Linked DNA regions of Homo sapiens: region 2 is linked to region 1. A link is a loop called in an ENCODE intact Hi-C map of the cell type or tissue named here. Cell type or tissue: Caco-2. All regions are shown on one strand. Links, peaks and the distances in the headings refer to the core of each region. The heading gives the core; the rest is flanking DNA. Region 1 overlaps SLC25A21 (solute carrier family 25 member 21). Region 2 overlaps LOC105370455 (a long non-coding RNA gene).

Region 1 (11,073 bases), core at 1,252-9,251:
ATTGTGTGATATAATAATATCTATTTGCATGACCATATACCACCATTATATTGCTATAAGTACAAACAATTATGACATAATATCAGGCTTGTGGAAAACACTAAAATGTTCTTTTTTGTCTTACTACAAGCTTTCTAATTTTATTCTATTTTATATTCAGTGATTCTTGTGCTTGTTAATTTTCTAGCAGACTTAAAACTCCTAGATCAGCGAAATTTTTAAAGCTATCTGGTATCTCTCACAGTACTTAGTAAACTGGCTTTCATATAAAAAGTGCTCAAAAAATTAAATGGAATTGAAAGCAGAAATGCTACCACACTGTATCCTAGCCAGAGAAAACAGTTCTACATCTGTGAGTCCTGTATAAATCTATGAAAGTGAATCCCGACTCTTTATTCAGATTTTGTTTTGAACTCACAGGATGGCTGCATGTGCACCATGTAAAGTCTCTGTACCCATGAGTATCTCCTCTTAGAGTGGAAAATAAACTCTGGCATTACTATTTGCCTTAGAGAGAAGCTAGGAAGATCAAGTCTATAAATTGTGTGGTACTTTGGGAAAGTCAGCGTAAAAGTAGAAAGCAAGAATCTGAAACTAGTTATTTTAGGGAGAAGGGAACCATCAAATCTTGAAAAGTTGGAGTGAGTCAAATGTGTAAGATCAAATGTGTAAATCCCAGGCCTGCACTTACTCACTTCTTGTAGCGAATGCTCTTTTCCTCCCAATCCATTATGCTAATACATATGCCACATTTTATGAGGCCAAGGTGAAAATGAATCAGGCTCTATTGTAACTAAGCCTGTTTAGCTGACACATGACACCCAAACGGATTTCTAGCCCAGCAATTCAGGCCCGTTGGTATCTGCTGGGAGGTGATAAATAATGAGGTAATCACAAAACATTGTCTCACCAGTGAGGAGGTGGCAAAACAGGCTTTGGATCTGAAGTTTTAACCCTTTTTGACTGGACATCTGGCCCTGCAAATATTGCTGTGATTAGGCTGTTGTAATCCTGGCCCACATCTGGGCCGGCTCCCGTGGCACAGTTTCATTGAATTTTGCAGTGTGGAAAAACATGTCGCTGCCTGCAGCTCTGTACTCTAAAAATCTTCGGCATTCCAATTGGCTCTTCACATTTCTGTGGCCCTGGAATCACCCACTGGCAATAGCTTTTGCTTACTGGCTTCAGTACACTTGGGCTTTATATTGTAAATAGCAGAGGAGAGGCCCAGGCAGAAGCCTAACTTGTTGACCAAGAGAGGGTGGAAGAAGGGAGCCAGGTGCAGTTTGAGAACCAGCAAGCTAGAGATACACATAATATCAGTTTCAGTGTCAAAACGAACAAAGGGAGAAGCAATTGTGCCACTTTCTATTAGCCTTAAAACAATAAAGAGAAAACCAGAATTGGTAAGCTGACAATGACTTGAGTTTGATTACCAATTTTTTTAATTATTAAAATTTTTATTAAAATGATTTCAATGAAACTTTTTAATAGCACTGCATCTCTCTGTCATTCTCACCCCACCGTCGCCTCTTCTGACATACACAGGCTTTCTAATTGTGGCTGCAGCATCCCTACTATATATGTAATCCCTCAGGCTGGGGCAATAAGCCACAAATTGCTTTCAGCTGACTGAAAGTTGCTTTCAGACAGACCTGGATCCAAATCTCTTCAGGTTCTGTGACATTAGGCAGGTTACTTAACTGCACTAAATCTTACCTTCCATGTCTGCAAAGTAATACGGCAATGGAAGTCATATTATAAGGTTGTTTAGAAGAGAAAATGAGTTAATGCACGGACAAAGCTAGCACAAGACCTGGTTAAGTACCTGATAAAGGATAGCTACTGGCTGGGTGGCATGGCTCAAGCCTGTAATTTCAGCACTTTGGAAGGCTGAGGCAGAAGGACTGCTTGAGGCCAGGAGTTCAAGGTCAGCTTGAGCAACAAAGTGAGACCTCTGTCTCTACCAAAAAAAAAAAAAACAAAAACCTATATCTATCTATATCTATATCTATATCTGTATCTATATTTACTGTAACAATCACTTCAAGGTAATTAAAAACTCATGTGCTAGACTGTCTTTATACTGCCTTCACAAAGCAATGTGACATTGCCTGATGCAATGCCACCTGGTATTGCTGCAGCTGTGGATAAGGGACATAGGTGATGTGGCATTACTGAAGTGTCAAGGGATAACACACTCTATTTGGCAGTGTGATCACGGGGCTCCTCCTCAGATAATGCAATTCAAGTTTATTTGTCTTAGTTTTCTATCGTGGTGCTTTTGAATATTTCTATTCTATTTCCAACAATGACAATTTTATTTTCTCCCTCTGGGAATTGTCAGGGCAGGCATGTTCTTCCTCTCCCTTCAATATTCTCACGAATGGAAGAACTTGTTCTTGAAAGAGTTGTCAATAGCTCTTCAAGTATTGCTGTTTTAAAAACTATCAGTTTTGAAGGTGGTTCAGAATTTAGAAAATTTTAATGTAGCACCATTGGAAAATGATTTAAATTAAAAATACTAGTGATTACAAAACAAAGCTAAATTCCTAAAAATCCCTAAAAATCCCGAGGAGAATCTACTCTCTTCATATTATTTTTTCCATATTCTACAAATGCTTAACAAGGATGGCAATTTATCTTTGCGTGGTGCATGTTTACATTTTTCTCCTCCCAAGGGTGTATTAGGATTTTTAACTTTCCCTTTTTGCTTAAAATTCTTTTTAAAATATGTAGACTCATATTTTTCCTACAAAAATAGAATTCATGACAAGAAAACTGAAGATATCTCTCAGAATATGAAACCTCAAATGTCACTGAAATACTTAAATTCTAATGTCATTTCTATTTTTACATTTCTTTAATTAAGATTTCTTACTCTTACACCTCTTTGGGAACTACAATTACTTTCTACCATATTTAGTGTTGTATCCTCACAGGGCCTATCATGGATCCTTGTGTGAAGAAGGCACAGTCCACATTTCCCATCAAGTCAGAGACTTTGGTATCTTTGAGAGCGGCAGCCACATATCTGTAGTAAGCCATCTAGAATCCATCCTTCCCCAGTCAATGGGCTCTAGTCTAGACCAAGCTTGGAACATAAATAGCCTTGCTCGCACTATTCACAATAACAAAGACATGGAGTCAACCTAAGTGTCCATCAATGGTGGACTGGATAAAGAAAATGTGGTACATATACACCATGGAATACCGCACAGCCATAAAAAGAGCAAAATCATGTCCTTTGCAGCAACATGGATGCAGCTGGAGGTCATCATCCTAGGCAAATTAACACAGGAACAGAAAACCAACTACCACATGTTCTTACCTATAAGTGGGCGCTAAATATTTAGTACTCATGGACATAAAGATGGCAACAATAGACATTGGGGACTTCTAGAGGTGGGAGGGAAGGAGGGAGAGACAAGGGCTGAAAAACTGTTGGATAATATGCTCACTACCTGGGTGATGGGATCATGTGTACTACAAACCTCAGTATCACGCAATACATGTACAGTAACAAGCCTGTACATGTACCTCCTGAATCTAAAATAAAAGTTGAAATTATAAAAGAAAAATAAGAATCGTCCTGCTTGGTTTACATCTATTTCAGAAAGCATTACACTATATATACACAGCATTTGTTGTTGATTACTTGTGATTTCTGGTGATTTCTATAAAACGTTAGACATCAGGCTCTTGGTGAGGCATATAATCCCCTATTACAACTGTTTCTATGAGGAAATCAGACTTGACTTATGTCTTTCTTACTTAGGTTACCTTTACTGGGAGTGTAGGAAGATTTGGAGACTGCCTGGATTTCATTTTGCCATATATAATTATGTTATGTGTATAATCAGTCTTAAAAACTTGTTGGCCATATTCTATTACTCTTGTAGCCTTCTTGACTTTGTGCATATCTGTTTTATTTAGACGTTGTTTAACTTATACTCTGGTGTCCACCTTATGCTTACATGTAATACTAGTACACCTCTCCTCCTTATCAAGAAGTGTAAATACAAAGGCCCTTCTTGGGATCAGATCTAAGATGCTGCATTTTGACTCCACAGTACAGTAACTGATATGTCAACATTCCACTGTGATAAACAAGAGGTGAAGATGTAGGTTTTCAAGAATAATCTCTTGTTAGATCAACTTTTGTTATCTGACAGCCCATCTGGTCTTTGGCCTGGCTGAAATATTTAAATCTTTAATATGCTTTTAAAGAATTATTGCCTAATATTTCCTTTAATTTGTAAACCTCAGCATTCTTCAAGTACTGTATGAGTCTTACAAAAACAGAAACACTACAACTAAAAAAAAAGATACAAAATAAATCACTGATTTAATCGTATTTTTGCAATTGTCATTTTTGGATGATAGCCAAGAATAGATTTTTTTTTGGTGGCACTTATGAGTGCAAAGTACAACTCCTTCCATTGTTATCAGAACAAAGATCACTTACTTTGAATGGCTCAAGGTATGTAAACACAGCTGGTCCAATAGCTTGAGTGGCAATGAAATACAGTGCCACGGAAGAGATGGGTTCATGGGTGACGCAAGGACTCAGACGCTCTTGTGCAAAAAGCCCAGAGGCCACAGTTTGTCTACTCCTGACTATGAGGACAAACTTGAACTCTCTAGAGAAGAGTTTCTCTCTTGCTAAACCATATAGTTTTAGAACTATATATAGTTTATTAGATTTCCCAGACAAGCAAAATTTCAAAACATTTGGGGGACTTTTATATAAAGTTGCCAACTTTTAATCTTGCCAAGCAAGAAACATAAAAAAAAAAAAACTACTGTCTCCATCATTTTATTAAAAGGGCATTTTAACATAAAAATATTAATAAGGAATAGCCCTTTAAATTGAATACATCTGAGCTTTACAAAAAAACTCCATCTTCTCATTTTGCCCTGTACCGAAGAACATTTTGTACACAGACTCTGGTGTCTGGGCTCATTGGGCCTCATCTGTGTCTGATAATTGCTGATGACCAACGAACAGAGGTCTGAGCTCGCGAGCAGCATAAGGTGGGGCACACCATTTTCCTTGGGGCCAACGAACAGGAAAGTTTGCCAAACCCTAAGATTTCACATTCCTAGATTGTGCCACTTCACGGCCACAGCTGGGCCACAGAGCACTGCTTACAGGCCATATGGACTCTGTCAGGAGCAAGTTTTGCCCCAAAAGCCTACATAGGAAGTGAAAAGGGAGAGCTCTTGTAGCCTGGCACTCAGCAGCCATATTTCAAGTGTAGCAGAAGCAAAACAAGGGAAAATTTTAAATTTAAAATCTCATTCAGACCTTCCAAAACACGTTTGTAAATCCTTGATATTTGCAAGGGCTAAATCCTGAGACATAAAAAAATCTCCAAATCCGTGAACATGGAGATATTTGCACAGGCTTCTGGCTTTTTCCAAGAATGATTTCTTTTGAAACATATGCATTTCCAAAGTCTATCTCTTCCCACACCAAGTCAATGTTTTTGAAAGATTTATTCATGTTTTATCTTTCATAGGATGACTACTTTTCTTTTTCATAGAAATCAAGTTTTTAATCACCCTAAGAGTTAGTGCTTATGTGAAGAGCAGAGAACAAAAAAAATCTGATTGGAGAGGGATGTTGGGCGGCTGACTAGGCTAACACACTAGCTCCTCAATCACTCCCTAACACTAGCTTCAAAGTACATATGATTCGAATTTGAACCTCAGCAAAACTGCCAATTAACACATCACAAACCTTCATGGTCGATTGCAAATATTCAAAACCTAGAGTGTTAAATCTGTGAATACCAAGGCTCCCCTGCATAGTTCTCTGGCAGTTCAGTGTTACATAATTTGGGGTGAGAAACCCAGGTTGCTGTTGGGAATGGTAACAATCAATAACTACATCTTCCTTTGTTGCAATTCTAAGCACAGTAAAATAAAAGCATAATATGTTTTTAAAAATGAACATACCGATTGCCTATACAAATTGCCTCATTTTCACTATGAACTGGCTTGGTGATAAATGGAAATTATGAATTAAGAGATTGGGAGATTGCTGAACACCGTTCAGAAGAAAAAGATGGTGAAAGTTCTCTTTTTCTGCTGCAGTACTATGCTAAAGAAAAAATATCTCACATTTACCAGCATTCTTGAGGATTTCATGTTCTTTCAAAATAAACTTAAAATACTTTGCTTGGTTGCATGCACGATGACAGATTTCGAGAAGGAAAAAAAAAAAATCAGCTACCAGCCACTGGGTGGCTAAACAACCATGTAGAATGTTGTGTCTTCTCAGCTGTGAGTGATGAGTCAGACCCGTCAGACTCTGCTGTGATAAGGGCCTGCCATCTAGGGCATCTCACATTACCAAAGCCATATCAATTAACATTCATCTGGGAGGACCCCTAAAGGCTTATAACTGATAAGCCACAACTAGAATATGTGATGGAGAAAGACTCTGTGCTTGTCTCATCCTCAGATTTCTTTGGTCTCAGAGAGAATATGTTCAAAAGTTTAAAATGCAAAAACAACATGGATCTATTGAGTATTAATTTGAAATCTAGAACTGTATTTTGAATAAGGTATAAAAGAAGAAAAACAAATGATCCTTGTCTTAAAAGAGCCCAAAATCTTGTTGTGTTGACAAAAAGCAGCATACTAACAGCAAATATAATAGTAACATTTTCTGAATTACTATTTACTGACTCACCAGAGATCCACCAGTGCAGTTTTGCTTAATCCTCATGATAACCCTATGTGGAGAGTTCTCACGTTGTCAACAGGATAGAGATGAGAAGACAGAGGCTTAGAGAAGTTAAATAACTTACCCAGCCAGGTCTCTATGACTCCAAAGCACATGCTCTTGCCCATTACATCATCCATTATAGATACATACATCCATTCATAATGGTAGGGAAAAACGGAATTGCAACAAGATGATGGTTCAAAGGTATTCACGGATGCTTTTTGTAATGAATACACATGAGTTATGTTTCATGTCCATCTGATGGACATTTGTAGATGTCTTGAGTTAATATGTCTACTTCTGCTGAGCAGATGAGAGGAATTCCCAGATACCAGCTCCAATGCCACACTCCTTCCTCTATGGAGGGAACTTCTAGGAGTGCTTTCTTTGTGTTCCCCCAATAGCACGTCCCCTTTTACCATTTATTCAGTGATTTATGTAGTTGTTATAATTCTCTATTAGACTGCAAGCTCTTGTACAAAAAGGATTTGGTTGCTTTCTTAATATTTAGCAAGTGTTTTATATATAATAGAAACTCGACATTTGTAAATGCTAGTGGTCTAATCAATTACTCAGCAGGTATGGGGAGTAGTCAACTAACATGTGCTCTTGGTTTCTTTGATTATATTTTAAGTTTCTGCAAAGTGCTTCAGCTTATGTGTTAGCAGATATTCCATGTGACATTGCAGAAACTATTCAAAAAGTTTATTTCTCAGTACTTTTCCTGAGATTACTTCTGGGAAAGCCAGTATGAGGAAAAGAACTGATAGATCGTTAGGTAGATTTTGATAATATATTCTGGACTCCAAATTCTAAGATGAACAGAAGGCTTTATATCCATCTTATTAACACAGGTTGAGTTTATTTTAGAGACTTTTTTTTTTTAAGACAGGGTCTCTGTTGCCCAGGCTGGAGGGCAGTGGTGTGATCAAGGCTCACTGCAGCCTTAATCTCCTGGGCTCAAGGATCCTCCCCCTCAGCCTCCTGAGTAGCTGGGATGACAGGCATGTGCCACCACACCCAGCTAATTTGTTATTTTTTGTAGAGAACAAGGTCTTGCTATGTTGCTCAGGCTGTAGAGACTCTTTTTAAATGAAAAACAAAGAGGTAAAATAAGGACTCGGATTTCTTACCTTAGTAATATATATTGTGTTGTGTCAATTCTCTTGTCATTTTATTTACACAAACTGATACAAATTAAAGCAAAAAGCTAATGTTTCTATTTTAGAAATAACGACAATTTAAAATATTTTAATAAAAGTCTAAAAACTTTTGAATTAATTCCAGTGGTACTTATGTACAATATAATTTTAATCACTTTTATAGCATAATAAAATTAATAAGTATAATAACAGTAATTACACACTCATTCTTATCTTCATGAGATGGTATTCCCTTCACTCAATAGTTGCATATGGAGAATTCTGTAATTGCTTATTTCCAAAGAACTGTTTGAGTAGAACTTAGTCCCATAGGACTTATAAAAAGAAGTATGTTCGCTTTACTGAAAGGGTGAGTGCTTGCCACTCAGGAAATCAATATAGAAAAGGGGAAGAATAGAAACTCAGTCCTGTGTTTAAGCTTGGTTCCCAGAATATTTAGATAGATTCACTCTTATGAGCTACACACAATAAGAACTGTCTAAAGTAACCAGGGAAGTGAAGTTTGTACAGCCCTCCCGAAAAAAATCGTTTCCCAGCTAATTTATATAATATTACAAATTGACAAATAGTTAAGGGCTTCCCAAATCAAACACAGTCAACTGTGGTTATAGAAAACAAAAAAACACTGATTTGAGCATTGGGCTGCCTCTAGGAGGGCATCTGCTGAGCACGGGGTCTTTCATTGCTAAAGTCCCTGGCATAGACATCAAGAGCAAGACTTCGAATAATGGGTGGGTATAAAATCCAATCTCCCATTGAAAGGATAAGAGTCTTTTATAGTTCATAACCGAGCAACCAACAATTAACTATACTTGCCTGTCCCCAAATAGAGGGGCACTCACTCTACTTTCTCCCGTTGTTAAAGGCTGTGAGTGACCTTTGTGCCAGTTGCCTACATTTAATGAGGATTTAAGTTCTTCCACTTTGCACTCATCAATACTAGCCATCCTATTTAACAGGTGCCCTACCCCCACCCAAATACCCTGGCCTAATACTTCCTTGACTCCTTAATTTCAAAATTCTTTACCACTACCTCATTTTTGCAACCTGTTCCCAAGGCCTGGACATTGGATCACCTGGAATTGAGATACCTGGAGACACTAAGGGTTACCACCTCATTTTTCTATCCTTGCCCTACCACTTTCACTGCTTTGGTTCAATAATACCTGCTTTTCAACCTCATCCACACTTTCTCATTTAATCTCTCCCACTAATTCCAGTCTATTGGAACTTCTCTTGGAAGAGGGGAATTCCTCTTTTTGTACTCTTGGTACATTGTTTTTTTTTCACAACCACACTCAATCCATCAATTCTTGAAACTTTGAAACTTCCCACCAACTGCTTTCTTTTTTCTTTTTCTTTCTTTCTTTCTTTTTTTTTTTTTTTTGAGATGGAGTCTCGCTTTGTGGCCCAGGCTGGAGTGCAGTGGCTCGATCTCGGCTCACTGCAAGCTCCGCCTCCCGGGTTCACGCCATTCTCCTGCCTCAGCCTCCCGAGTAGCTGGGACTACAGGTGCCCGCCACCATGCCAGGCTAATTTTTTTTGTATTTTTAGTAGAAACGGGGTTTCACCGGGTTAGCCAGGATGGTCTCGATTTCCTGAGCTCGTGATCCACCCGCCTCGGCTAGGATTACAAAGTGCTAGGATTACAAGCGTGAGCCACCGCGCCCGGCCCCAACTGCTTTCTTTGTTCCTATAATCACTGGAGAATATCACATGACCTGAAGATTGATGCCTCCCCAACTGTAGGGTTCCCTTGTCATCTGGAAACACAGTGACTTTTGACAATCCTGCTATGACTTCCTGGTCCTGTCTTCCATTCTTCCAGGTGGTATTTGCAACCTTCATGCCACTTTTCTTAAGTTCCCTCTTTACTCTCAGCATATAATATTGCCTTCTATTTCACAGAGTAAATAGCGATTATCAGAAGGATATCTGTCAACACCCAGCTCCCCACCTTCACATCTATTTACCTTCACACATCCTGTCTCAGAGAATTAGAGATACCTCCCCTGCTAGAATGTCTTTCTCTACTGACCTTGTTGGCTCATGCTTCCTGAGAGGTCTTGATCTGCCAATTATCCCCTTTCTCACATAAAACCTAGCTTAAGGCTGGGCGCAGTGGCTCACGCCTGTAATCCCAGCACTCTGGGAGGCCGAGGTGGGCGGATCACGAGGTCAGGAGATTGAGACCATCCTGGCCAACATGGTGAAACCCCGTCTCTACTAAAAATACAAAAATTAGCTGGGGGTGGTGGTGGGTGCCTGTAGTCCCAGCTACTTGGGAGGCTGAGGCAGGAGAATCGCTTGAACTTGGGAGGCGGATGTTGCAATGAGCTGAGATCATGCCACTGCACTTCCGCATGGGCAACACAGCGAGACTCTGTCTCAAAAAAACAAAAACAAAAAACACAACAAAAACAAAAAGCCTAGCTTAAGTCCATCACATCTTAAATAAACAAACAAACAAAAACAACAACAACAAAATGACCTCTGTAATGAGTTGGATAGTGGCCCTAAAAAGATACGTCCAAGTCCTAACTCTTGGTATCTGTGAATGTGACCTTATTTGGAAACAGGGTCTTTGCAGATGTAATTATGTTAAGAATCTCAAAATGAGATCATCCTGGATTAAACTGGGCCCTAAATTTGATGCTGGGTATTCTTATAGAAGCCAAAAAATGAGAAGATACTCAAAGAAACACAGAGGAGAAGGCCATGTGAAGATGCAGGCAGAGCTGGAATTATGGTGTCACTAGCTAGAGTGCCAAGGATTGCCAGAAGTCACCCAAAGCAGGAGGGGCATGGGATGGTTTCTCTTTCAAAAAGTCCAGAAGGAACCAACCCTGAAGACATCTTAGTTTTGGACTCTGGTTCCCAGAACTGTGAGAGAATGAACTTCAGTTGTTTTAAGCCATGTGATTTGTGGTAACCTGTTACAACAGTCCTAGGAAATGAGTACATCCCCCATTCCACAAGCCTCTTTACTTATTAATGATTTTGTTCTGTTTAATTCCCTTCCATGAACAGAATCTATACTCACTATACTGTCTCCCAACCTAGCTATAACACTGAAGGTGCCCCTCAAAGTCATTATCTTTCAACTGCCATGTCTAATGAGAACTCCCATTCCTTACCTCCCTGAGCTCTCTGCTGTGTTCCACACTGCTG
Region 2 (11,073 bases), core at 935-8,934, 120 kb before region 1:
ACCGAGAAAAGCTTTGCTGAGCTCCTCTGACAGAGTAAGTTCAACATCTTTTCTACCTGGGAGCCCTTCAAATATTTGAGGACAGCTATGCCATACTTTCTAAGCCTTCCAGTCTCTATCAAAAATTCTAGTTCCATAAGCCATAGAGTATGACTTTGGTTAGAATCCTTTACCATGTGTGGCTTCCCTTTGCACGTACATACCATCAACCTATCAATGTTTGGGGAGACCAGAAACAAGACTCGCTCCCACCCCGGTAAAGAAAATAACCCTTATGCTGAATACTCCACTTCTATTTGCACAAACTAAGAACATTAACATTCTAGGCTCATGCTGAGTTTACAATCAACTGTAGGCCCTGAGATTACCTAAACTGCCATCCCTGACGGTATCTTCATACACTGGTTCAATTATTTTGTATCTGAGTGTAGAATTCTATATTTACTCATATATTGATTAGTGTTATTTATAGTCAATTATTCTGCCTATTAAGCTGTTTTTGTATGATTGCGTCCTTTTTCTAATTTCTTTTTTCTTTTTCTTTTCTTTTTTTTTTTTTTTTTTTTTTTTTTTTTGAGACACGGTCTTACTCTGTTGCCCAGGCTGGAGTGCAGTGGCACCATCATGGCTCACCACAGCCTCGACCTCCTGGGCCCAATCCTCCTACCTCAGCCTTCCGAGTAGCTGGGACCACAAGTATGCACCATCATGCCTGGCTAATTAAAAAAAAAAAAAAAATCTGTAGAGAAAGAGTCTCTCTATGTTGGCCAGGCTGGTCTCAAACTCCTGGGGTCAAGTAATCCTCCTGCCTTGGCCTCCCAAAGTTCTGGGATTACAGATGTGAGCCACCATACCCAGCCTTCAAATTTCTTATCCTTTCTAATGTCATGTTTTCTACATATGAGAGCATTCCAACAAGCTCTCATCAGCCTAAGACCACCCTTTGGTGCTCTCTTGTATTCCATAGCATTTTGTATCTAACTCCATTACATTATATTATTGCCTTACTGTGATTATATTTTTACGTGTCTCTTCTCTCACTTATCTGTGAGCTCGTTAAGCACAATAGCTTATCTACCTTTGTATCTCCACTATTAAGCTCAGTTCCTGACACATAGGCTATGCTTAAAAGAAAAGCTGTTTATTTCAAAGAATGAATGAATGGGCCACTCAACCATTATGTCACCCAGGCCACATCGGTCCCAAGGTTACCATAAAATAGTTTATCAAATGCCTTATTGAAACACAAGTCTGTAGCTCTCCCAACTCTGCTACCTTCCACTTTAGATAAAAGTCACTTTATTTCTCTGTGTCTCCAATTCCCCATATGCAGACAGTGAAAGTTTATCAAGATTAATAAATGAAATAATATATGTAAACATGCTTTGCAAAACTGCAACATGTGCAAAAGTAAGATATAAGCATCCCCTCATTCTAGCAGCCTTATCAAAAAAGAAAATTATGTTTATTGGCCTGGCAAGAGCTGTGATTTGTGGCTTTCATTTAAGGGCAGGAAGCAAGCCCTCTGAAAAGAGTGACAGGGAAAGGTTAAAGGGATAAAGCCTGGAGCCAAATCCACCACAACCCCCTCCCCAGGCTCTACCGCACTTCCCACTCCTCTCCTCCGGCCCCCCACCCCATATGAAAGTTGATGCCTGTTATCCAGGACCTTTCCTTTTGGCTGGCCTTTGGGGTTTTCCAAATTCTGTGTTGAAGGGTCCAGAGAGGGTCTCCTGCCAATCCTTGTTTGAGTGGGCCTGTTGAACATCTTCAGCAGGACATCAAAGGGTACACAGTGTGAATGGGGAATTGTCTTTAGGAAAGAAGGAAGCAGAGAGATGGACAGACAGGTGGCCCTGCCCTACTGACTGGGTAGCAGCACGTGCAGGGTTTGCTGTGTTACAACAGGGTATGATTGTGAAGTACCAGCTGCCTGCCACTATTTATGGACATCTCTTTTTCTGGCTGGGTATTTTTGCCTTTTGATGATACTATTGTCCTCCTGAAGCTACAAGGAAGGAAGGAAGCTACAAGAAGGAAGGAAGACCATACCACATCAGGTGAAACATCCAAACAAGAGAAGGGTCCTCAGCCACCTGGGTTCAGGAATCTGGAAGCTAGGTTTCAGCTCGGCTGGAAAATCCACTTCCCTTGTGGCCTCCTTCTCCTAGACTTCTAAAGAGGATTTGTATTTCCGTGTCCTCAAGCATGGAAAAGAAAATCTGCCTTTGCCAGCAAGAAACAGCCAGCCCTACAGAGAACCTGAGCTAAGAGGAGTATCCTGTCAGCCAGATGTTTCATCTTGTCTGTGAGGGCATGTCTTTCTCCTTTGTCATTGTACCCCAGCACCTCACACAGTGCCTGACACATACCAAATTCTCAATAAATATGTGTTAAATATATGAGCGTGCTATTCTAGACTAACGAAAATGGGTACTTATGGCTCCTTGGGCAAAGCTTTAAAAGGGCAGCTATGCCTCCTCAGTTCAGCATTAAAGTGGCTGCATAATTACAGCAAGAAGAAACCCAGAGTTGTTCTGCAGAGCTAACTGGACAGGAGGATCCATCTCCTGCGTTCCACACTGAGATTCTCCCTTCACAGCCTTAGCTGATCTTAATAAGATGGGCTTATAGCAGCTTACAGGAGTGCAGAGGCAGAAATTAGCTAGCACTCTGCTATTTTTCTATTCAGTGCTCAATGACAGAGAAGCCCAAGTTCTCAAACTGAGTCAAAGATGAAGCCATAGAAAAGAACTCCTGAACGAGGTTCCCCTCAACAGTCTTGACTGTTATTACCATCAGAAACCTAACTCAGAAAACTGTGCTTTCTATATTTCTGAGAAGTTTTGTTCCCTCTGTCTGATCTAATTTCTTTTTTAAATGTTACTCTGAAAAAAGAACGTCTAACCTCTTTGGCATATACAAGAGGAAAGGGTCTCCCCTTTCCAGTGGTGGTGTAGAGAGCGGCTGGGTTCGTCCCTGAGGCCGGAGTGGAGATGACCGCAGCCAGGGTGGCCCTGCTCAAGTTGGGTCAGCAGAGCAAGGTTCCTTCCAGAGGGCTTGCCCCCGGGACAACTTGGAGCCTGCTTCTGGGGAGCCACACACGTCCTCTCCCACTTCTTGCTGGAGACTTGGGGACGTGAAGGGGGGGTTCTGTGATCCCGGAAAAAAAGTAACTTCTCTTGGTAGGTGATACTAGGCAGTTGCGTCCCGGGGAGTCCCCGCCTTTCTGCGCTTCCCCTGACGGGGGCACAGGGGCCGGCGTGCGTGTGTGGGTACGTAGCTCATCCCGGGGAGCTGGGATCCTCTTTTCCGCACTTGGGGAAGACGAATGCCGACCATTGGCTCAGACACCATACCACACAGGCATTTCTGGAGGCATTTCGCGGCGTTATTATGGGAAGTTGCGCGGACCGGGGCCTTCGCGCTACAGCCGAGGAGTCTCAGCGCCTGCCAGGCGGGAGCCGCACTTCCGGCGAGGTGTCTTCGGGAGGGGGCGCCACAGCCCGTGGCAGTGCCGGCCTCCCGCCTTAACCAGCCCGACTCCCGCCGCGCCAGCACCGTGGGGAGCGAGTGGGTCCCGCCCGGCCGCGGCCTGGACCTGGCAGCCGGGCTTCGTGGGCGCTCTGAGCCGTGGCCCGTGGCGCGGGGTGATCCTTGTGCCTGGCGCCGGCCTCAGAACCCCGTTTACGGCTTTCCGCGCATACGGAGGTTGCTGGGGACCCCGACACCTGCGCGCCCTCGACTGGGGCCCGCTCCAGCAGTGAAGACCCAGGCCCTTCCCTGGGCCGTGGCTGCTCTTGGTGCCTCATGGGAGCGCCCGGGGTAGGGACTCGGCTAGTGACCTGTAGGACATGAGGGGCGAGCTGGGAGCCGATTCGCCCACGGCGTCTCCTTCGCCATGGAGGCCCCCCACCCATTCCACTCCGGGGTTGCGGCCACGCACCATAAGAGCACCTTCAGGTCTGAGCTCTTTAGGGGTGGGAGTAGGCAGTTCGTGAGTCCGGGAAGGCCTGCGGGGTTTCCCGCCTGCTGCGGACTTAGCGTGGGGCCGACCGGGGCTGGCGAGGGCTGGCGAGGACTGGCGGGGACCCGCGGGGCTGAGCCAGCTCTCGCGAAGCCCTCAAGTGAGGAACGGCGCTTGTGGCTGCGCGCTCTCCGCAGCCAAGTTGCAGGGTCCAGCAGGGGCTCAGGTCCTGTTCCCTCCGCAGATCCCGGATCTAGGGCTCTAGTGGTCTCGGCCGGAGGGAAGGTGACGCGCAGTGGGCGCAGACGCAGAGTGCGGGGCGCCGAACGTGGGAAGGAGCGGGTTCAGCGCGCTGGTGAGAGTTTCAGGAAATCCGGGAGAGGGCGGTATTTACCAGTCCCTTCCCCGAGAGCAACCAGGCAAATCGGGGAAGGTTAGAGGTGGGGGACCTGCCTGAGCCGGGACAAAAAACTTTGGAGCTAGGGCCTTCTAACCCTGGAGACTTGCCGACTCCGGGGCGGGCTCTCGCACTCAAGTCCCGAGATGGGATGATTTTCCAACTTTCGTCCAGCCTCTCCTTCCGCTCCCGCCGCTCTGCTAGCACTCCCGCACTCTCTCCCTGGGTCACAACCCTCGCCTGCGGAATACCTGTCTGAAGGGCGCGTCAGTAGAAGCTTCGTTTCATACTACCTTTCTTACTGTTCTCTTCATCTAAATCGCAGGACATTATTCTCGGCTTCATTTCCACATAGCATTCGGCAGTGGACAAGGAGTAGGCGGACCCGAACCTGAACCTGACAGCTGATGCCGTGAAGTGGACACTTGAAGTTCTTGGTTTGGCTTTAGGGAGCGTTTAGGGAATGTGTTAGGCAGCAATCGGGCAAGCATGAGCTGTAGCCCAACCCTTCCCTCCGTGGGAAAATTCAAGTTAGGACGCAATGCGAGGCCTCTTAAATCTTTAAGATCCTCGGGTCAGCTCAAAGAGTCTTTAGCAATTCGTTGTTTTGTCTTGAGACCATTATCGGTCCCTAAGCACCTAATTATTTAATGGCAGCCCTCTGGGTATATCGGGTAGACTGATAGGTCTTATCTAACATTCAAACACAAGTTTCTGGAGGAAACTCTCATCTGACTTCCTCCTTTCCCACCCGCCGCCCACTGTCATTTATTTTATTAAATGGAACCCATTTAAAATCCAAATTTATAATTATTAAAAAGCAGTCTTATTACATATTCTTGAAGATTTGGTTGTGTACGATCATTTAATCATGTAGTTTAATTTCTGTGTTGTTCCCACATTGCCAACTTGATGGAGGAGAGCAGACCCGAGGACTTTTCAACCTCCAATAAAAAAGAAGAGGACTTTATGGCTGGGGTGAAAAGGGGCTGGTGAGCTACGACAATGGGGCAGCATAGCTTTACTATGTGCAAAAGCATTCAGACACATGGCGACCCTTTTGCAATAAAACTTTATTGATGATCGTTTGAAAGTTATGGCAACTCCAAGGTTATAAAACTTGTCATAAAATACCAAGCAGTCATTAGTTTACCTGACCTCATTTCAATATAAACTTCCACAAAACATTTTATTTTGTTCCTTCTTATAAGTGGAGAAAAGAAGTTGAAGAGGTTAAATACAGCGGCCCATTATTGAGGATCCAAAATCTGCAATTTGACACTCTGACCTTCATCCCTGCAAATAAAGCAGTAAAATTTACATTTTATTCTTTAATGTTCCGTTATTGCAGAAAAGTTAATAGTGTGTAAATGTTATTGTAGAAAAGATAATAACAGCTATGTTTTAGTTCCAACTGCCCATTTTTAGCACATAACCTGTGTTTAATTTTGGATGGAGACTTTTTCCTCTTTGGAAGATTTGTAAGATATATTTAACAATTATTAAAGAATATTTGCTCCCCGAGCTATGCAATAGAAGTCTAAGAAGCAAATGGCCACATGTTGTCATGTGACCTGAAGAGTTGTTCAAAATATTCAATTAGTATTTACAGCTATTGAGAGGTTAGATGACTAATCACTACCTCTTGCCACCCTCAGTCATGAGCTTAAAGAAAGGCAGCTGCCCTGAGATTGGCACGTACAACTATACTACAGAAAATAACCCAAACTGATGTTCCAAGAAAGCTCCAGGAGATAAACTGGAGTTTGTCAAAATCATCATTTCTGGTCCAACTGTATGAGTGGACTTAAACCATGGATCAGAGAACAGCCACAGAACACTGATAACTTTGAGTGGCTTCTCATCGCTCCAAACTCCACTTTGGATTGGCTGAAGCTCGTGTTTCCTTAATGCTGTGTAGCTAAGGCCAATCTACCTGCTTTTGGGGATTTGTGAGCAAGTACAGATGGCAAAGGTTGACTTTGTGTTAGCTGCATGGTGATTTCTCCAAAACATGTAAAAGTCTGGATATACTTTTTCACGGATTGTTTAAAATATAAGCTCCAAGATTGATCCAGGCATATATGCATTTATGATGGGTTTAGGAATCTAGATGAAGAAAGCTAACTCTTTAGGACCTCGCTGGAACTCTTCTTGGTAATGTTATGCTTAGTTTCCTGGTGTGCTTTCAAGTATTTCATGGAATTTTAATGAGAAAACAACATTTTAAAAACCAAAATCTTATGTAAAATGCTGCTTTCTTCTAGGGAGTGTATGGGTGCAGAGTGTGTGTGTGTGAGGGGGGTGAGAGAGAGAGAAGAAAGAGAGAGAAAGAAAAAGAAAGAGAGAAAGAAAAAGAAAGAAAGAAAGAAAAAGAAAGAGAGAAAGAATCTCAGAGAAAGGAATAGGGATGAAGCTAAGGGAAGAGAGAAGTATTGGATAAAGTACTATAAAAAGCAAACTCTCCTAGTGTCCATAACTTTCTCTAGTTGGCTGGTACAGTTTGCAGTAATTTTCATTACCGTTTCTTAATGCCAGGTTCTCAGACACAAGTGATAATATGCATCAAAATAAAGACTTTGTGTTTCCCCAAGTCAGTACTGACTTCCAGGGAGGACAGGGAAGAAAGGGCCTATGGACCTACAATGCAGCCCATAGGCTGAACACATATCTTTAGCAGACTTAAGAAGCAAATAAGGGGTCTAAATTCAGTCCTTTGAGCTTGACATGTTTCTGAAAATCTCATACTGTGGGTTATCTTCAGAGATAAGTTGACAAATTTTTCTTATAAATGAATTGATTAAATGTATTGTGACACACATATATATGCAAACTTGTTGGCAATATTTGTTGTAGCAAAAATAGCAGTGAATTTAATTTACAATGTTTATATCCCTCTGCTATTAATCCCAGCATTCATTTGGGTTTCCCTAGATGCCTGGAGTGGTGGGAGTGGAGTAAGGTAAGGGAGAAAAAATGTCTTCTCTTTAATCTTTGACAAAAACAATTCCCTCTCCCCTTTTCATCTTCCTTCTCAAAATACTGTTCTTCACCCAAGAACCAGCTATTCAGACTCTCTATCTTGATTTTCACTGTTGTCACAGTAATATATAATGATCCCCATTCTGCTCTACCTAAGTATTATATTTACCAGAAAGTTGTGGTTATCAAAGAAGCATCCATTTGGATTCACCTTTCTGAACTACCCCTCTTATACTATATTCTGGGGAAGGCATGGAAATGACCTGAGTTGATTTCTAAAGTGTTTTTCATGTCAAAAAATCATAAGGGACAGTACATCATGCACACACTTCCTTTTCTTATATTCTGTTTTGTTCAAAGACATTAGAAAATGTTCACGAGACACCATGTCCTCCTTCAAATACTTTCCTGAGTTATCTGGTTAATTGAGGCTTAGCTGTATAATGAGAAGCATGTCTTCAGGAGGGCTTTAAAATATATGTTTGGGATTTTTTTTGGACAGCTGGGTGATAGAGTTGTGAAATCCCAAATTATGCCTTGAGTTCTGGTGACACGTCCAGGCTGCCTAGCTTTGCCTTCATCATTTTTATTGACACAAAAAATGTTCCTATAGAGGAAAAAAAGTGCAGCTTTTATGTAGTGATATCCAAGTGTATGTTATTCATTCCTTTTACAAAACTCAATGTATATTTTGCCCTAAGGGTATATATTTCTCCATGAGACTAATTGCTCTAATAGAAATAATGATGTCTCCTATGTACCTAATACCTTTATCCCCCAAAACCCTCATGTGCCTTAGCAGTTACATGATGAAACACACAGATCATGTGCATGTTGTGGCCAGAAGCCATGGCTCAACTTACACACAACTCTACCAGGTTAACCCTCTGTTTTCTGTGTGTGTGTGTATATGTGTGTGTATATATATATACGCTTTGATGTAAGAGAAACAGAAAGTCTTAAGTAATTTTGTTTCACAGCCAAAATATTATAGATAAGTCTGGTTGTAAAAGAAAACTCATACTTTTAGCTACTTTAAAATTGAAAGAAGAGGTAGGGAAGACTTTTTCTGGAAGTTATAATCCTTATATGAGCTATGTCTGAATTTTCAGAATACAATTTAAATAACACATCTTTCTACTGACTGTATTTTTTCCTCTTGGGAAAACTGGATGGATAAATGTTAAATTCTAAAATAAAAATTGGGGAAGGGTTGAAGAAAATATACCTACTTACATCAATTACCATTGAAGAACTTCATTTTGTATCAGAGTTGGAGAAATGTATAGCACTGATCTAGAATGCTACAGCTGGATTTAGAGAGTTTTAGGTACCTGGAAAATCTTCGAGGTATTTACGGTGTCTCTCTCTTGTTTTGAATTGCTTTTGGTTACCTATAAGTTAATTTGCTTTCTTTAAGTTTTAAATCCATTTGCCAATGCATGCAGTATAGTACTTTCATCTAGCAAGAAAGTGCTAAAATCTACTGGCATGAAACATTCAAACTGCAAATGGAAAATCTGCCCAGTCAGGTGGTGCTCCAGCATTTCCCCTTTAAAACACAGCAGCAGCAGTGCCTGGTTGCTGGAACTGGTTGTTGGCTTTGCTGGGGAGGCTTGTAAATGTACCATGCATTATACAGCCTGGGAAGCAGGGTGATTTGGACAGACTAAAAGAATTTTGACTTTTCTATGTTCTGACTTTCAGGGATTTAATTTTTAGCCTTAAACTGGCATTATGAAGGTTTTTTACATGGAGTAATGGGATCATTATTTCTTTTCCTAGTGAAAGGGGTGTCTCCAAGAATGGAAACATGTGGCAGGGCAGAACTCAATCCCAGAGGAATTGAATATGAATCACTCAGGCAATAAAAACTGCTAAGGGAATCTGTGTTGTCAGCTTGCCAGAACATCAGATTCACACCTCTGGTCCTGCAGGAAGGTGATATGGGGCTTTTCAAAGGTCCCCTGTGGCCATGACCTTGGTTTTCTATCCTTCTAAGGAGTGGCTCACTGGTCAGCCAATGTATTGGGCTGGCATTTTGATCCTGCAGGAAATAGAACTAGCCTTCTTCCCCAATCCTCTATATCCACCCTAGGAGTCTGACAAGAATGGTAGCCTCAGTGGTATGGCTGCATCATGCATAGGACACTGGTCCAGCATTTCTGGTGCTAATCTCTGGTTTTGCAATCCTTCCTCTCCCCCCTGCAGCCATTAAATTTACAGTCTGAATATGGCATAGAAACAGAACCCAAACTGTAGCACTTTAATGCGTAAGAACTGCAGTAAACAGAACTGTAGGAATTGGAACAATACACGAAGGATTAGTATTGTCTAAAAACCCTTCTTTATTTTTCTAAATTTTCTGCTCAAGAGATTTCTTTGTCCTTTTTGTCTACTATGCCCTTCCTTGCTAATTAGTCTGATTTTTATTAAATGTCCTGCCAGTAATATGATTTTTATTAAATGCACTACCAAAATGGATTACGCAATGACATTATGAACTTAAACATCTTTAAGATTTAAAAATGTGTAGGTAGCTTCACTGAATAAACAACACTTTACAAATTATTTTTTACCTCTGTGCAAAGGACAGTGCATCTGTTGAAGAAAACCAGCAACACTTGCTTGATTCCCGCCCCCACCAAAAAAAATGGGCTAATTCATATTAATTTAAAAACATTTTATTGATGAAAAATGTGAATCATATGCAAGCAGCCTTTTCCCCCCCTCTCTCGTTAGAAAAAAACACAACAGTTTGTACCTGCTGGCAAAATTGGTTTACTCTGCAAAGATGGTACTGTGTTTTACCCCTCCTGGCTTATTAAAGAGTTAAACACTTTTGAAATTATATTTATTTCATTTTTACATTTCTCTTCCTTAGCCTCTGTGTGTCCATTGAAAACATTGTTGGGTCCTTTAACAATTTTCCTAGAACTGCCTTCCAATCGTGTCCATGGAGAGGTGGTTATACTCTGTTCTCCCAGTGGCTCAGACACGCAGCTTGTCTAGAAAGCCACAGCCGCTGTGGAGGAGGTAAGAGGTCAGCTCTTTCGTTGGTCCTGGTGAGGGTAAAATTTTTAGGCAGGAGGAGCACTGACTGGCAAAGGGAAGAGGAAAGGGTTCGCCCTGGACCCCACAAATCCGCCTCTTGGAGCAAACAGCCTGCAGGTAGAGGGGCCTATTAGAGCCTGCCCAGTTCCCGGGAGGGCCAACCCCAGCCAGTAAGAAGACCTGAGGCGTAGGATCCCTGCGCAGGAGGTTGCAGGAATGCCCCCGCTAGCCGCAAGGTTCCTGCTGGCCTGTAGAGCTTTCGTGATCCCCGCCAAGATGCGAACAGTAAGGTCCTCGTATGGATCGCAGTTTTTGTCCGAAACCTGAAAACACTAACTTGGGATTTCGCAGTTCTGGCCCTCGGGCCCGCCTCGGAGGCGCACCCCCAATCCCCACGGAACGAATTCCGCGGCTAAAATGCATTTTCCCAAGGCAGTAAAAGTGACCCCTGCACCTAACAACCTTTGGGCTTTCTCTTCTCCTGACTACCACCTCTCGCAGGGTGCGCTGAAATCTCTTTATCGTTATCGTTTTTTATAAATGAAATGATTTATTTATTCGCTGTTTGCAGGGAATGAAAGGAGTTGATCCTGACTCCAAGATGCATTCCAAAGAAAGAAAACGCAACTGTAGCCCGGACTCCGCGGAGGAAGGCCAACTGACTCCACTACGT

What was found. A loop is a pair of places that touch in the nucleus more often than their neighbours do. Peaks named below come from ENCODE experiments on the same cell type or tissue, not always from the same donor. Only the 100,000 strongest peaks of a DNase experiment are listed, where the experiment ranks them.
Region 2: it touches region 1 in a loop (5-fold over the local background); 2 of 110 quality-filtered maps call a loop at or near these places.

What each region holds. Positions count from the first base shown.
Region 1 is chr14:36,766,966-36,778,038 of GRCh38, forward strand. The region is part of intron 3 of SLC25A21 (solute carrier family 25 member 21); the gene reads right to left. Among named protein-coding and RNA genes, the nearest start is that of PAX9, 110 kb to the left of the region's middle. In Caco-2, for the core only: a CTCF peak has its summit at 6,229; DNase peaks (open chromatin) are centred at 4,546 and 6,316.
Region 2 is chr14:36,643,778-36,654,850 of GRCh38, forward strand. LOC105370455 (a long non-coding RNA gene) reads right to left here. Exons shown (of 2, transcript XR_943758.3): 2 at 10,015-11,073. Among named protein-coding and RNA genes, the nearest start is that of PAX9, 13 kb to the right of the region's middle. RefSeq lists enhancers at 3,575-4,404, 10,168-10,906. In Caco-2, for the core only: CTCF peaks have their summits at 3,463 (motif pointing right) and 4,351 (motif pointing right); a DNase peak (open chromatin) is centred at 4,364; H3K4me3 peaks cover 1,719 bases; H3K27me3 peaks cover 115 bases.